5 separate regions of the Homo sapiens genome follow, and all the other regions are linked to region 1. The links are chromatin contacts, found by Hi-C or POLR2A ChIA-PET in ENCODE. All regions are on one chromosome and are shown on one strand. The core of a region is the stretch at or near the end of the contact, and the rest is flanking DNA. Distances in the headings are between cores, read along the strand shown.

Region 1 (2,700 bases), core at 28-2,527:
ATTTGGCCAAATTCTTACAAACTGGCTAAGGTGAACAAGTGAATTGTTTCATAAAGGATGAAGTGAGGCGTGGGCCCTCACACATTCAAGGGCAGCCCCAAGGTAACCACAGGTAGACCCATGAGCTGCAACGACCATGCTGACCTATGAATCATGGAAATATAGTTGCCACAATTAATGCCTAAAACAAAATTTTAATATAAATTGCTAAAATGAGTCATTAATCTAAGCAGCATGATACAATTGAAAGAGCACAAATGAAATCTGTTAAATCTGTTAAGGGAACGGGAGAAAGCCCAGGAACACATTTATAGTGGTTCATACGGTTTTATGACAGTCACTTAAATAAGGTTTTGGAAACGAAAATGTTGTTAATTATTGCAGGGCGCGGTGGCTCATGCCTGTAATCCCGGCACTTTGGGAGGCCGAGGCGGGCAGATCACGTGGTCAGGAATTCGAGACCAGCCTGGCCAACACAGTGAAACCCCGTCTCTACTAAAAATACAAAAATTAGCCCGGCATGGTGTCCCGCGCCTGTAGTCCCAGCTACTGAGGAGGCTGAGGCAGGAGAATCGCTTGAACCCGGAAGGCGAAGGTTGTGGTGAGCCGGGATCGCACCACTGCACTCCAGCCTGGGCAACAGAGCGAAATCCGTCAAAAAAAAAAAAAAAAAAAAAAGAAAGAAAAGAACAAAAACCTAGTTTATTACTGCTGTTTCCTTATTACCAGGTAGCTTCACATCCTCATCAGTTCAGCAAGTCAAAACTGCATTCTTAGAAAAAATTCTGGAAGTTGATAACTGAATGCAAATATAAAATGACCTGCCCAAGGTCACACAGTTAATCGGGACCGTATCCTGGTGTCGTGATTCCCATCGCAGAGCTCTCCCTTTTCCAGAAACTGGGTGGAGAGAGTGGCATGTGGTGTGGGCGTGGCACGGGTCGGCTCGGCAGAGTTCGCCCCGGGTGGAAAGGAATCTGCTCAGCCCCTTCAACGCCAGGCAGCCGCATGTGCTGCTGGGAAGGACCTTGGGCGCCCCAGTGTCTCATCCCCGGATGTCCGCGCGCCGCCACCTCCCCGCTCTGCACCCTCCGCCATCTCCCCTCTCTGCACCGTCCGCCATCTCCCCGCGCCCCGCGTGCGTGGAATCTACGTTACCTTTTCCAAGGTTCCGCTCATCCTTTGCTGCTGCGCGGCCTCTAGCTGTGCAAACCGAAGACCGGACCCTGCAGCCGCGTTCCCAGGGCGTCTGAAAACACTGAAGGAACGGCCTTGACCAGGTGCAGCAGCAATATCCCACCGAGACTCACTCAACTTCCACATCATTTTAGTTCCGGAAGCTTCTGAAATTCAGAGTCTAGAAATTCTCCTGCTTTCCACCCTCACTCAGGTTGTCACATTCACTGCTGTTTCTCCAGAAAGAATTAATTACCATCTCTGTGTTACCCCAGTACTTAGCACACAATTCTAATTTTTCGCTTACAATATTATACACTAATGATTTGTTACCACCTCTTCTCTGTATTTGAAAGTTCTTAAAAGACTGAGATCCTGTCTGATTAATTCCTTTCAGCGTCTAGCACAGATCTGACTTTTTTGTTTGTTTGAGACGGAGTCTCGCTCTGTTGCGCAGGCTGGAGTGTAGTGGCACGATCTCAGCTCACTGCCACCTCCGCCTCTCGGGTTCAAGCAATTCTGTCTCCAAGTAGCTGGGATTACAGGTGCCCGCCACCACGCCCGCCTAATTTTTATATTTTTACTAGAGATGAGGTTTCTCCATGTTTGTCAGGCTGGTCTTGAACTCCCGACCTCAGGTGATCCGCCCGCCTCGGCCTCCTAAAGTGCTGGGATTACAAGCGTGAGCCACCAGGCCCAGCCAATCATCTCTTAAATTGAGTTTAGAAGTCAGATTTCCACGTCCTGTGCTAGATGCTGGAATAAATTAGTCAGGATCTCAGTCCTTGAGGAACTCAATCAAAATAATAGCAAAAAATAATTAGTATCTAGTAACAAATAATTAGTATCTAGTATGGTAAGTGAAATACCAGAATTGTGTGCAAAGTACTGAGGTAACACAGATACGACAATTAATTATGCTTGGAAATATAATGGACCAGGCATACCTCCTCCAGTACAGTGATTGATTATTGCCTAATAAATGCTATTGGGGTTTTAGAAGTGAAATTTTAAATAAGAAAAAAAAAATCAATCAAATGCTAGTATGTGCCAGGTCGGTTCTTTATGGGTGTATGGGTTCATTTAGTCTTTCCAATAACCCTATGAGGCTGAGGATCATTATACCCATTTCACAGATGAGGAACAGAGACAGGAAGAAGGTACCTAGTTAACATAATGTTATATAAGTGGTGAGCTGTTTCATTTCCGTGCCTGTGCTTCATCTATTTTATGGGACTGTGACTATAGGTTTGCAAAAGGGCAGGTTGGCAGCCAGAGAGTTTCTTTCCTTGTCTAGTCCAGGTAAATACAATCTAATAAGATACATGGCCGGGTGCGGTGGCTCATGCCTGTAATCCCAGCACTTTGGGAGGCCAAGGCAGGCGGATCACAAGGTCGGGAGTTTGAGACCAGCCTGACCAAAACTGTGAAACTCCGTCTCTACTAAAAATACAAAAATTAGCTGGGCGTAGTGGTGCATGCCTGTAATCCCAGCTACTCAGGAGCCTGAGGCAGGAGAATTGC
Region 2 (2,700 bases), core at 190-2,689, 960 kb before region 1:
GCTGCAGATGTTATGTTGACTGGGTGTGTCCCCAAAAGAATCCTAAGTTATAACAGTCTTATTTTATACAGGGCACTTTGCATTTCAAAGCTCAGAACCGAGGAATAGCAGGCTGCTGGTGTTAGGGGAAAGAAGTTCAAGGCAAGAGTCCTACAACAGACTTTTAATTGCCAGCAAGCCAGTAGGAAACCCATACTGCCAAGGAGATAGAAGCAGCCCCTGCCACCCAACCTTTGTTTCCAAAACTTTTAAACCCAAGCCAGCTTTTCTGTCAGGCACTACTGGACTTAGTAGTACTAGTATTACAAATATAAACGACAGTCACTTACTGCTTCCTCACTATGTGCCAAGTTCTGTGCTAAGCATACATTTTCCAAAATGTATGAAAACAACTGCACAAGTGTGCTCCCAACCCCCTCTGCTCTCGAGTCTGAAAAGCTCCCTTCACATCCTCAAATTCAACCTGTTCCCTAAACTCCGGATTCTCCACACCCTTCACTGACCCTTTCAAGGCCAGGAGCCACATCTCTCCAAGCAATATGACCCCCAAACTCTTCATCCAACATTAAACCAAGCACTTCTCTGATCCAAGGCCCCTCCCACTCCCACACACCAATTCCAACCTGCCCCTAACTTGTTCCAACAATTCTGTTTCCCTCCAAACTTCGGACTTACGTAAGGCACAGGGTGCCCTCACCGCCCCTCCGCATGCAACGTGCCTGTCCTTCACTCTGAAGTTCAAAATTCACAAACACACTGCACCTGGGTAGAGCCCGGGTTCTAATCCCACGAGAACTCTCCACACCCGCCCGAGTAGGGCCCGGGACTCTCCACCCCCTCACCAGGCCGGGCCGGGGCGCGCTCGGCCTCGCTCCAGACCCTAAGGGGAAGTGGGGAAGCTCCACCTGGCTCCGCAGGCGCGGCACGCGGCTCCTGCTCTGGCCTGGGCCCCGCGGCAGCCGCGCCCCCGTCCCGGCGCGGGCGGCAGCGCTCGGGTTGGCTGCGGCGGGCGCACTCGCCCAGCACCTCTGAGTCGGCCTGGCCGTCGTCGCGGGCCCGACGGCGGGCCCAGCCTGGGCCGCGGGCGCGGCAGCGAGGGCAACCCGGGCCCGCCGCGTCGGCGGCGCGTTGGGCGCAGCCTCGGCAAAGCGAGTGGCCGCACGGCAGGGCCGCTGCTTCTCCGGGGGGCTCCAGGCACCCGGCGCAGCCCGATTCCTCCGGCCGCGGCGGCAGCGGCGGCTGCAGCAACGGCGGCGACAACACCAACAGCGAAGGTCCAGAAGCCGGGCCTGGGGCCCCAGTCTTAGCTGCCGCCGTCTCGTCACAGCGGCCCCGCCGGCCCCGCCGACTCAGAGCGGCTGCTGCCGCCGCGGAAGAGGCCCGAGTACTCGGACCTGCAGCCGCCATCTTGTTTCCCGTTTGAAGGGAGAGTCGGTTGCGAGGGAGAAGAGTGGAGGGCGGGGCAGTACGCGCGGTGGGCAGTGCTATCTACATATTCATGAGGGGCGAGGCTTCTGTGAGCCCAAAGAGGGTTCTCCTCAGACCTGATTGGCCAGAGGGGATACTTCATTAATATTTATTAGTTATTCTTTATTATGCGGTCATCAGCCGCACTCTCGAAAAGTCCTTGCAGTTTCCTCTTACTGAACTGAAAGAGGTGGGAACTGAGGGGCTTTACTGGCAATTCTGAACGATGTTAAACTTTGATACACGTACTTATCCTGTAATGCCTTGATAACTGAGGAGAAAGTGAGTGGGGAATATGTGAGTTACTCAGAAACCTGCCTTAGTGTTCATTTGATATGAGGGCCTGAGCTCTCTCCTAAGGATGGGGGTAGCTTTGTGACTGAAACCAGGCCCACCGTGGTAACTAACTGCCAAAAGGAGCAGCCTCTTGTCAATCCTACCTCCTCATCCTCTCTCCCCATGTCCCTTCCTGAAACTGCCCCCCTTGGCTGGTAAAACCACACTTTCCTGGTTTTTTTCCCAGGCTCTTGGCTCCTTCTCAGTCTCCCGTGTTTGGTGCTTCCATGTGGGTGTTCCTCTAGGCTTAGGCCTCAGTCCCCTTCTCACTCTGCGTGCTGCACTGGTCCACATTTTCTTCCCTCAGGAGCTCCCAGATTGCTGTCTGCAGCCCAGGCCTCCTGAGTCCAGCCCTCCATATTCAACTGCCTGATGGAAACATCCTCTTAGATCCCTACATTCCTCATGTACAAAACTAATGTCACTGTCTCCCATCCTCCTTTCAAAACTGCTCTTCTTATTTCCTTCATTCTATGAAAGGTCCCATCCTCCCAGGTACTCAAGCTCCAAACCTAGTCATCTTGAACTTCTTCCTTATCTCCCACAAACCATCAGTTATTTAGTCCTGTCAATTCCACTATCAAAATGACTATTTCCCCACCTCTTCATCCCATTCCCACTGCCCAATTCAGGTCTAATCATCTCTCATCTAGATTACTGCAGTAGCTGCTATAGATTGATTGTCTCCCCTCTCCCAACCTCTTTTCTAATCCATCCTCCACACTCTTCGAGTTGCTTCCTATAGGCCAGCTCTGACCGTGTCACTCCTGCTTGAGCTAGGGAGAGGTGCTTGGACTTTGATGCTAGTGCCCTTTCTAGATGCAGAGGTTCCAGGAGAAAGAATGACCCCTCTCTAATGGAAAGGTGGTTCTGCTACAGTAGTTCTCCCATTCTTTG
Region 3 (2,700 bases), core at 85-2,584, 710 kb before region 1:
TATTAATCCTTTTATAAATTGCTGGATTTGATTTGCTAATATTTGCTTAGGATCTTTATGTCTATGTTTATGAAATGTTTTTCAGACACCTATGGTGTCTGAAAAGTCCTCAGTAAAAATTCATTGAATTCAGACTTGTTTAAATGATACTCTAACTGCAACATAGCTGATGTTGTGGTCCAGACACCCCCTCAGGGCCTAGACAGTCATTCCCTCAGCTTCTGGAGTTGGTTACTGATGATACACAACTGAGTCCTTCTCTGGGGGCCGCCCTCCACCGAGGGAAGCAGTCTTGCCAAAAAAAAAAAAAAAAAAAAAATCACAGCTCCTCCCCAGGTGTAGCCTGTATCCATGACTGGTCAATGCAAGGATAAGAGTTTCTGGCCCCCTTGCTTTAATGTGGAACTACTCTGAAGGGTCATCCTAGGCTCCAAGCATGCCTTGGGATTGGTCAAGGCCTCTGCTGCAACTGTTTTGCAGGCCAACTTCTTCCTCTGCCTACAAATTCCTGCTTCCTTCACTTTCTTACAGGTGCTGATCTTTAAGTTCTCCCTACCTCCACCAATAACCTTGTAGGCAAGCTAATCTCCCTCTTGCGTCCCCCAGGGGCTCAACACAGGACACACCACGTTACCCTGTTTTATTTTTCTTTTCATAGCATTTAACACCTTATACGTGAAATAACCTTATTTACTTAACACTTAAAATACTTATCGTCTGCTGTAAGAATGTAAGCTTACCAGGACAGATCTTTCTCATACGCTATGCACCGCTGTATCAAGCGCCTATGGCAGGGCCTGCAGAACACAGCAGGCACTAAATACTGGTTGTTGAATGAACCGATGAGTCTGGCCCCGCGCTTTTGGTCCTGGGATCACATATCCCCCCTCCAGCTTTTAACACGCACCTGGGAGCTGCGGCTCGGGGTGTGCCCCCGAGTCCCCGCCCCTCAGGCCACGCCCCCAGGCCCACGGAGAGGGCGGGGCCCCGCGGACGCAACGGTGGGCACGATGCGGCAACCCGCCGTTCGGTTGGTGCGCCTGGGTCGGGTGCCGTACGCCGAGCTACTGGGGCTGCAGGACCGCTGGCTGCGGCGGCTGCAGGCCGAGCCAGGCATTGAGGCCCCGTCGGGGACTGAGGCGGGCGCGCTCCTGCTCTGCGAGCCCGCGGGGCCCGTGTATACGGCCGGGCTGCGCGGCGGCCTGACGCCCGAGGAAACTGCGCGGCTACGGGCCTTGGGCGCCGAGGTGCGCGTCACAGGCCGCGGTGGCCTGGCCACCTTCCACGGCCCGGGCCAGCTGCTTTGCCACCCGGTACTCGACCTGCGGCGTCTCGGCCTGCGCTTGCGCATGCACGTAGCGTCGCTGGAGGCGTGCGCCGTGCGCCTGTGCGAGCTCCAGGGCCTGCAGGACGCCCGCGCGCGGCCCCCGCCCTACACTGGCGTCTGGCTAGACGATCGCAAGATCTGCGCGATCGGTGAGCGCCGCGGAGCAGGGCGGTACCTGAGAGCCGAGGTCGGAGCTTGAGGCCTGGGGGCGGGGTCTGACGGGGCTGGACCAACGGAGGTGAGGGCCGGGAGGAGGCGTATCTAGCGCGGGTTTTGAATCACAGCTACCCGCTGCGTTTGAGTTTTTAAGCCCCTTTTCAGATATCGTATATTCAGAAGCAGAAGGCTCCTCACATCTAGTCCAACACGCATTTCTGTTAAGGGAGAGACAAGAGAAGTGAATTGCCAGGTTACGTCCTGCGAATGACAATGTCATGGCAAATAAGGGTGCTAATTTTCAAACTTTTTTTTTTTTTTTTTTTTGAGACAGAGTCTCGCTTTGTCACCCAGGCTGGAGTGCAGTGGCGCAATCTCGGCCCACTGCAAGCTCCGCCTCCCGGGTTCACGCCATTCTCCTGCCTCAGCCTCCAGAGTAGCTGGGGCTACAGGCGCCCACCACCAGCCCGGCTAATTTTTTGTATTTTTAGTAGAGATGGGGTTTCACCGTGTTAGCCAGGATGGTCACGATCTCCTGACCTCGTGATCCGCCCGCCTCGGCCTCCCAAAATGCTGGGATTACAGGCGTGAGCCACTGCGCCTGTCCCCAAGCTTTTTTTTTTTTAAGTATTGGAATCTGTTAAAAGACATTTCCTGGAATCCTCATGATGAGTGCAGCTGCTTGAAGCCACGCACCCCTTCCTTTCATTTGTTTCCTTTTCCCATCTGAGTACAATCCCTTGTTTCTCCAGAAACAAAATTTGAAAACCGGTGATCTAATCCAGTTTTCTCATCGCCCTGAGAGGGACACCAAAGCCCGGAGAGTGGAGGGTATCTACTCTAAGACCCTTTGGCTTGCCTTGCAGGAGTCCGCTGTGGAAGGCACATCACATCCCACGGCCTGGCTCTCAACTGCTCTACCGACCTCACGTGGTTTGAGCACATCGTGCCCTGTGGACTGGTTGGGACAGGCGTCACTTCCTTGAGTAAGGAGCTCCAGAGGCACGTCACCGTGGAAGAAGTAATGCCACCTTTCCTTGTGGCCTTTAAGGAGATCTACAAGTGCACACTGATCTCAGAGGACAGCCCCAACTGAAGAGTACTCATAACAGCCAGGATGCTCCTGCCTTGGGAAGCATGAAGTCTGACTTGAGTCACCTACTGAAACCCAGATTTTAGACCTGGCCTGTCATTCACTGATCATGAAACTAAGGACA
Region 4 (2,700 bases), core at 142-2,641, 970 kb after region 1:
CCGGGCCTAGCTCCCTCCTCATCAACTTCCTTCCCACACTCAGTGCCCTGTCACCTTGACTGAGGCCCTGGGCCTGGCCTAGTTCTCATGAAAACCCCACCTCAGCCCCCAGGGTACTGCAGCACCCAGCAAACCTAAAGAAGGTCTCTATACCCAATTAACAAGTAAGAAGACTGAGGCTTAGCGATGTGATCTGCCCAAGGTTTCAAGACTGGCCCTTCAGTCTGATTTCAGCCCTCCAGATCTCTCTAGTCCCTCAGACTCACAGCTCCCTGGGTCGGGGCGGGGGGCAGGGGTTGGGGGGGCGGTGACCCCCTCCCTCAAACTGGACGGTTCCACTGTCTGTCTGAGCAGTGGAGAAGTGTGGCTGCTGGAGGTGGGGGCTGGCCTCGCAACCCTGAAGGTAGAGGACCAGCAGCCTGGAAGCTTGCAGAGAAATTTTCCTGGCTAAGAGCAGATTTGATTGTGGGGGTTTGGCCAAGATTAGCCCCAGTGAGAGAGCCGCAGGGATTGTGGTTAGACTTCCAACCACAGACATACAATCGCAGGCGGCCAGAGGTGCGACACACAGGCACACCTGTTCATCCCCTCTTGAAATGCCACACCCTATCCTGACCAGCTGCCCAGAAACAATTCTGAGAGTCCGACTTCGCTGGGCTCAGCCAGCATCCACCAGCAGCCCGGGGCCCCCTGATGCCCCCTCAGGCTGGGTAGGCTGACAGGGAGGTGTTCCATAAGCCTGTGCCAGCGTCGCCTGTCAGCGGCAGAGCCTGAGATGCACAGCCTCCTCCTTAGAGGTTCCGAGTGTCGCCCCTCTCCGGATGGGCCAATAAGTGGCTGCTCTGGACAAGTCCCGCGTTCTTTCACTGCGCTACCGAGACTAAGTGCACTGATCAAGCCCCTACCCCGGGGACTGCCCGGGTGGGGAGGCAAAAGAGACCCTGCAAAACCAACACCCGAGGACGCACTTGCGTCTCGGAAGCCCAGCTTGTGGGAGGCAGAGCCCGTCCTGAGGGGCGACGAGGGCAGGGGGACCAGGAGGGGCTCGTCCAGGTTCTAACCAGAGCCTGGATGGCAAGGGGCGGAGTCCTGGCAGTCGGGATGGGCGTAACGCACAGGCTCAAGGCATAAGGCACAGCGCACTCGGGTCACAGGCGGAGGAGCCAGCCAAACCCTCTCCCCGCGCCCGTAGCCGCGTCCCCTCAGCCGCCATCCTCTCAGCACCGGGGCGCACTCACAGGCCGGCACCAGCTCCAGGAAAAGCGCCTTTTGCGTACGGTCCCGAAGCCGCAGCTGCCGCACGATGTGGCGTTTCCAGCGCGCTGCGGGGGCACCGGGGACGCCCGGCCCCGCCATGGCCGCGCTCTCCCGCCTAGCGGCGCGTTCCTCCCGCCCAGGACGGCGCCAGGCCGGGGCGGGGCCTCGCGGGGACTCCGTGACGCCAGGGGGCGGGCGGCGGCGGGGAATCCCCGGCTTGTCCCAAGAGGGCTTTGGCGGGGAGGACCGAAGGCCGACGCCGGGAGGATCTGCCTCCGGGAGGAGCCGCCTCCGGGTCTGAACCGCCGGGGCCCCGTCCGAAATGTTCACCTAAGTGGGGGCTCCTGTGGCTGCGAGGGTCATAAGCAGGAGCGAGGTCGGAGCCTCCGGGGAGGCTTCCCCCACGCGGGTGGAGCGCTCCGGAGGCGGGGCCCTCAAGGCCCGGGTGTCTTAACCCCGCCGCGCCCGGGCCGAGTTCGAGAGCCGCTGGTGCTTCCCAGGCCGTCGCGCTCCTGGCCGCGCACCCAGCCAGGGACCCAGAGGCCCTCAGCCCCGGGCTCTGCGCGTACACTGAGGGCGCGGCGCAGCAGGACAGCAAGATAAGGAAGCAGAGACTGAAGGGAGGAATCCCCGCTTTCCGGGGATGATGGCGTTCGAGTTGGGTCTGTGAGGGATGAAATAGGAGTTGGCCAGAGGGAGAGAGGGACTCTAGGCCTCGAGAAGAGCACGTGCAGAGGTTCCGTGACACGAAAACGCCAGGTGGGTGCGGGGCTGGGAGGACAGGAGGCAGAAGGGTTTACGGCTCCACATGGTCGCCGAAATTTTAGGTCCCTGAGAGTAAAGGGGTGCAGCTGATTTCATCTAGAAAGCCCCTGGCCGGGAGGAGAGAACGAGCTTGCTTGCCTGGGGTTGCAAAGGAGTGGGTAGCTGAGACGGCCAGCACCCCAGCATCCTGACTCAGGGCCAGACGCTTCACCCCATTGGGCGGCGTCTGGAGGAGCAGACACATCTCTTGTGGGTACCCTCGAAAGTGAATCATGGGTCGCAGGGAACTGTGGTCAAACCGTCTCTAGCTAGATGCTAGAGAGCCAGCTCTGCAGGCTCAGGCTACTGTGAGACACGAAAGGAGGGACTCGCTGGGCACAGCCTCACCCTGGGGCATGCCAGCAGGCCCTGCCCTCTGAGTGTTGGCAGACTTGAACATCCCTAGGGAACGAGAGAAGTTGGGCAACGATGGGAGAGCAGTGCAGGCCCTGGAGGTGACGAGTCTGTTGAGATTCTGATGGGGATGGGTCAGAGGACGTAGAAAGCAGTGAAGGCCTAGACGCCCCCAGGTCAGTGTAGCCTGCTCTGCTTCCAGTGAGCTGGGCTCAGTCCCCCACATGTCATTGTCTTAGACGCCCATGGCCTTTGCACAGGCCGAGCCTGATGTTTGGAACATCG
Region 5 (2,700 bases), core at 101-2,600, 520 kb after region 1:
CAGAGACAGCCACAGGATAAGGCAAGGGCAGGAGAGAAGAGTCGGCAGGCTCAGAAACGATTTCCAGGTTTCTGGACCATGGCCCCCTCCCTTTCTGATAAACTGACAAACAGTGAGGAAATGCAAAAAAAGATTGTAAGAATTTTAGAAGAGTCCCAGCCACACAGGGAGTCGAGGGGAGTGTAGAGTTCCACCCACCCAGCCAGTCACACACACACACATACACTGGAAGCTGGGCATTCTCACTCTCACGTACACACCCAGGGGCTTGGCACACACACAGATGCACCTTCTGGGGCACAACACTTTATAGTTTGCAAAGGGCCTTCTCATTTTTCATCTCATTGATACTGAGGGGTGGAGAGTTTCCCTGAATATGACCCATTCTAGAGCTGGCAAGAGATGAGAGTCCCAAATATCTTCAAGAGGCCGGGGCTGAACGCATGGGCTGGGCTGCCTGTTTTCTCTGTGTCGGTGTCAGCAGAGCTGAATGGCAATAGAAACTCTGGAAAAGTTTTAACCCAGCTCTCCCAGATAGGCCCTTTCACCCTTAACAAGTCACACCTGGACTCAGGGACTTTTTTTTTTTTTTTTTCCAAACCACTCTCACGGGGCCAGCTCCAGGCTGTCTTAAGATTTAGCTGGAATGGCAGAGGTGAGAGGCTTCCCAAGGGCCTCCTCTGTGGACAATTATTTGATCACTAATCCTTCCTACTCATTCCCTCAACCAAAGTTCCTGGGGAGCTCTGAGGGCAGGGCCCAGCCTCCTCCGTGAGGACCCCTCTCCAGATACTACACTTAGCAGTGTTCACATACGCAGGGAGAGACCACGGTTGCCCCCATTTTAGAGAGTAAGAAATTGAGGCCCAGAGAGGAAAAGTGCCCTTGCCAGCCATTTGCACTCCAACCAAGACCTTTGTGGCTCCGAATCCTGACTGAGCTATTCCACTTCTCCAGCAAGGCACGGCGCAGCACCAATGTGTCCATCTCCTCCCCGCCCCCACTGACCCCGTCCTGCGGTGCCTCGTCCCTCCATGCTGTGCAGTCTGCAGGCTCCAGGCATAGCCAGGCGGAGGAAGGAGGAGGACCCCAGTGCCTGCCCTACTGCCACTCTTGCCTGTGATGAGCCTCGGTGGCTGCAAGTGGACTGCAGTTACTCAGGAAGCTCCTAGGGGAGCTGAGGGGCGCAAGCCCTTCCAGGCATGGACCCAGAAAACTCACCCAAGAGTTAGCAAGTGCCTCGCTTGCAGTCCGTGAAGTGCTGGAGCAAATTCCCACTCGTGGAGCAGCCCCTGCTGCCAGTCAGTTCTGTGCCTGAAACTGTCGCGTGCAATGTTCTGGCAGAAGTCTGGAGAGGCAGCAGATGAGGAAACCGAGAGACCTGGGGAGAGGAAGTAACTTGCCACAGCACAGAGCTGGCAAGCAGCAGGGCCAGGACTCGAATCCCGAGAACCCTGAAGCTCCAGTCCTTTACACCAATGCTGACTCATCCTCTACCCAGCTGCCCGCAAGTCACTTCATTCACCCTCTGTTTGCTCACTCAAACAAGCAGCATCACCAATTTAGCCCAAGGGACTGTTGGGAGGATGGAGTGAGATAACATTTCAGGACAAGGGCCTGGCACAGGGAAGGCACGCATTGGGTGGCTGTTTTTTATCCTCCTCCCCATTATCACCCCAGCCCTCTCCTGGCTTCTCTGGAGTCTGGAGATGGCCCTGCTTCTGCTCATTGCTGCCGCAGGAAACCATTAACCTGGTTTTCTCAGCAGTGCCTGGAAGGTCCGTTAAGAGAGGCTGAGACCCCGAGATTAATGGCTCTGTTATCTGTGGCTCCAACCCTATGGATCCAGACAACTCCCACCCAGGGATGAGGATGGCACTGAGGGAGGAGAGAGACCCTCTCATACTGTTTTATACTCGGAAAAGGAAAGAGAAGCGAAACTAAAGGCAGGTAGCCCGGCGCCTAAAAACCAGACCTGAAACCAAGGAACCAGACCCGAAACCAAGGAACCAGACCCGAAACCAGGCCTGGGCCTGCCTGACCTAAGCCTGGTAGTTAAAATTCGACCCCTGACCTAGCAGCTGTTGTTATCTATAGATTCCAGAGATTGTATGGAAGGACATTGTGAAACCTCCCGTTCTGTTCTGTTTCACTCTGACCACCGGTGCTCGCAGTCCCTATCATGTACCCCCTGGCTTGTTCAGTTGATCACGACCCTCTCACGTGGACCCCCTTAGAGCTGTGAGCCCTTAAAAGGGACAGAAGTTGAGCACCTGACGAGCTCAGATTTTAAGATGCTAGCCTGCCGATGCTCCCAGCTGATTAAAGCCACTCCCTTCACTATCTCAGTGTCTGAAGGGTTTTGTCCGCGGCTCGTCCTGCTACAGCACCGAAGATGGAGGGTGATGCCGGGGGGGAAAGGCTGACCCCAGGCAATCCTCCCCTCCCCAGCGCCAATCCATCCTTGAGCTTGGGCTTGATGAGGAGAAGGCAGCCCGGGCGGCTCTACCTGGGCCCATGGTGGGCCCTCCCCGTCTGTAAGATGACTCTCCTGCTTCCTCCTCCTCCTCTTCTTTCTTACAGGTACTTATTGGCCACCTACTCTGTTCGGGTAATGTTCAACGCACTTGAGGTCAAAAAACAAAGTCCTGCCCTTGAGACACCTGTAGTCTAGCAGGGGAGATTAGTTTCTTTTGGTTA

Evidence for each region. Hi-C counts contacts between places; a loop is a spot of excess contacts on that map. ChIA-PET counts read pairs that join two places held with the same protein, here RNA polymerase II (POLR2A). Pooled maps may share reads with other maps.
Region 2: a pooled map shows a loop between it and region 1 (7-fold over the local background). The contact joins the promoter of RNF169 here to the promoter of MRPL48 in region 1. A Hi-C loop is called at or near these places in 1 of 168 maps with a recorded cell type or tissue (CD4-positive, alpha-beta T cell) and 11 of 50 pooled maps. POLR2A ChIA-PET finds 5 or more read pairs at or near these places in 2 of 52 experiments (CD8-positive, alpha-beta memory T cell and activated T-cell).
Region 3: a loop to region 1 is called in a map of CD8-positive, alpha-beta T cell, with 32 times the contacts of the local background. The contact joins the promoter of LIPT2-AS1 here to the promoter of MRPL48 in region 1. A Hi-C loop is called at or near these places in 4 of 168 maps with a recorded cell type or tissue (B cell, CD8-positive, alpha-beta T cell and naive thymus-derived CD4-positive, alpha-beta T cell), 1 of 37 single-sample maps with no recorded cell type and 10 of 50 pooled maps. POLR2A ChIA-PET finds 5 or more read pairs at or near these places in 8 of 52 experiments (A673, CD4-positive, alpha-beta T cell, CD8-positive, alpha-beta memory T cell and 5 more).
Region 4: a pooled map shows a loop between it and region 1 (4-fold over the local background). The contact joins the promoter of ATG16L2 here to the promoter of MRPL48 in region 1. A Hi-C loop is called at or near these places in 6 of 50 pooled maps. POLR2A ChIA-PET finds 5 or more read pairs at or near these places in 3 of 52 experiments (Caco-2, activated CD4-positive, alpha-beta T cell and activated T-cell).
Region 5: POLR2A ChIA-PET joins it to region 1 with 10 read pairs in Caco-2. The contact joins the promoter of P2RY6 here to the promoter of MRPL48 in region 1. A Hi-C loop is called at or near these places in 1 of 50 pooled maps. POLR2A ChIA-PET finds 5 or more read pairs at or near these places in 2 of 52 experiments (Caco-2 and PC-3).

What each region holds. Positions count from the first base shown.
Region 1 is chr11:73,786,451-73,789,150 of GRCh38, reverse strand. It overlaps MRPL48 (mitochondrial ribosomal protein L48), which reads right to left and starts at 1,277. Exons shown (of 8, transcript NM_016055.6): 1 at 1,159-1,277. The coding sequence starts at 1,179. RefSeq lists enhancers at 1,064-1,143, 1,284-1,343.
Region 2 is chr11:74,747,588-74,750,287 of GRCh38, reverse strand. It overlaps RNF169 (ring finger protein 169), which reads right to left and starts at 1,439. Exons shown (of 6, transcript NM_001098638.2): 1 at 906-1,439. The coding sequence starts at 1,407. RefSeq lists silencers at 665-764, 775-1,034, 1,065-1,214, 1,388-1,608 and enhancers at 582-1,175, 1,325-1,414.
Region 3 is chr11:74,492,014-74,494,713 of GRCh38, reverse strand. It overlaps LIPT2-AS1 (LIPT2 antisense RNA 1), which reads right to left and starts at 1,334. Exons shown (of 2, transcript NR_171028.1): 1 at 741-1,334. It overlaps LIPT2 (lipoyl(octanoyl) transferase 2), which reads left to right and starts at 990. Exons shown (of 2, transcript NM_001144869.3): 1 at 990-1,476; 2 at 2,350-2,700. The coding sequence starts at 1,011. The coding sequence ends at 2,579. RefSeq lists silencers at 755-1,004, 1,115-1,224.
Region 4 is chr11:72,813,102-72,815,801 of GRCh38, reverse strand. ATG16L2 (autophagy related 16 like 2) reads right to left here and starts at 1,391. Exons shown (of 18, transcript NM_033388.2): 1 at 1,239-1,391. The coding sequence starts at 1,356. It overlaps LOC107984421 (a long non-coding RNA gene), which reads left to right and starts at 1,735. Exons shown (of 3, transcript XR_007062771.1): 1 at 1,735-2,700. RefSeq lists an enhancer at 619-768 and silencers at 1,299-1,748, 2,149-2,238.
Region 5 is chr11:73,270,988-73,273,687 of GRCh38, reverse strand. P2RY6 (pyrimidinergic receptor P2Y6) reads right to left here and starts at 1,350. Exons shown (of 3, transcript NM_001277204.2): 1 at 1,222-1,350. RefSeq lists an enhancer at 2,112-2,700.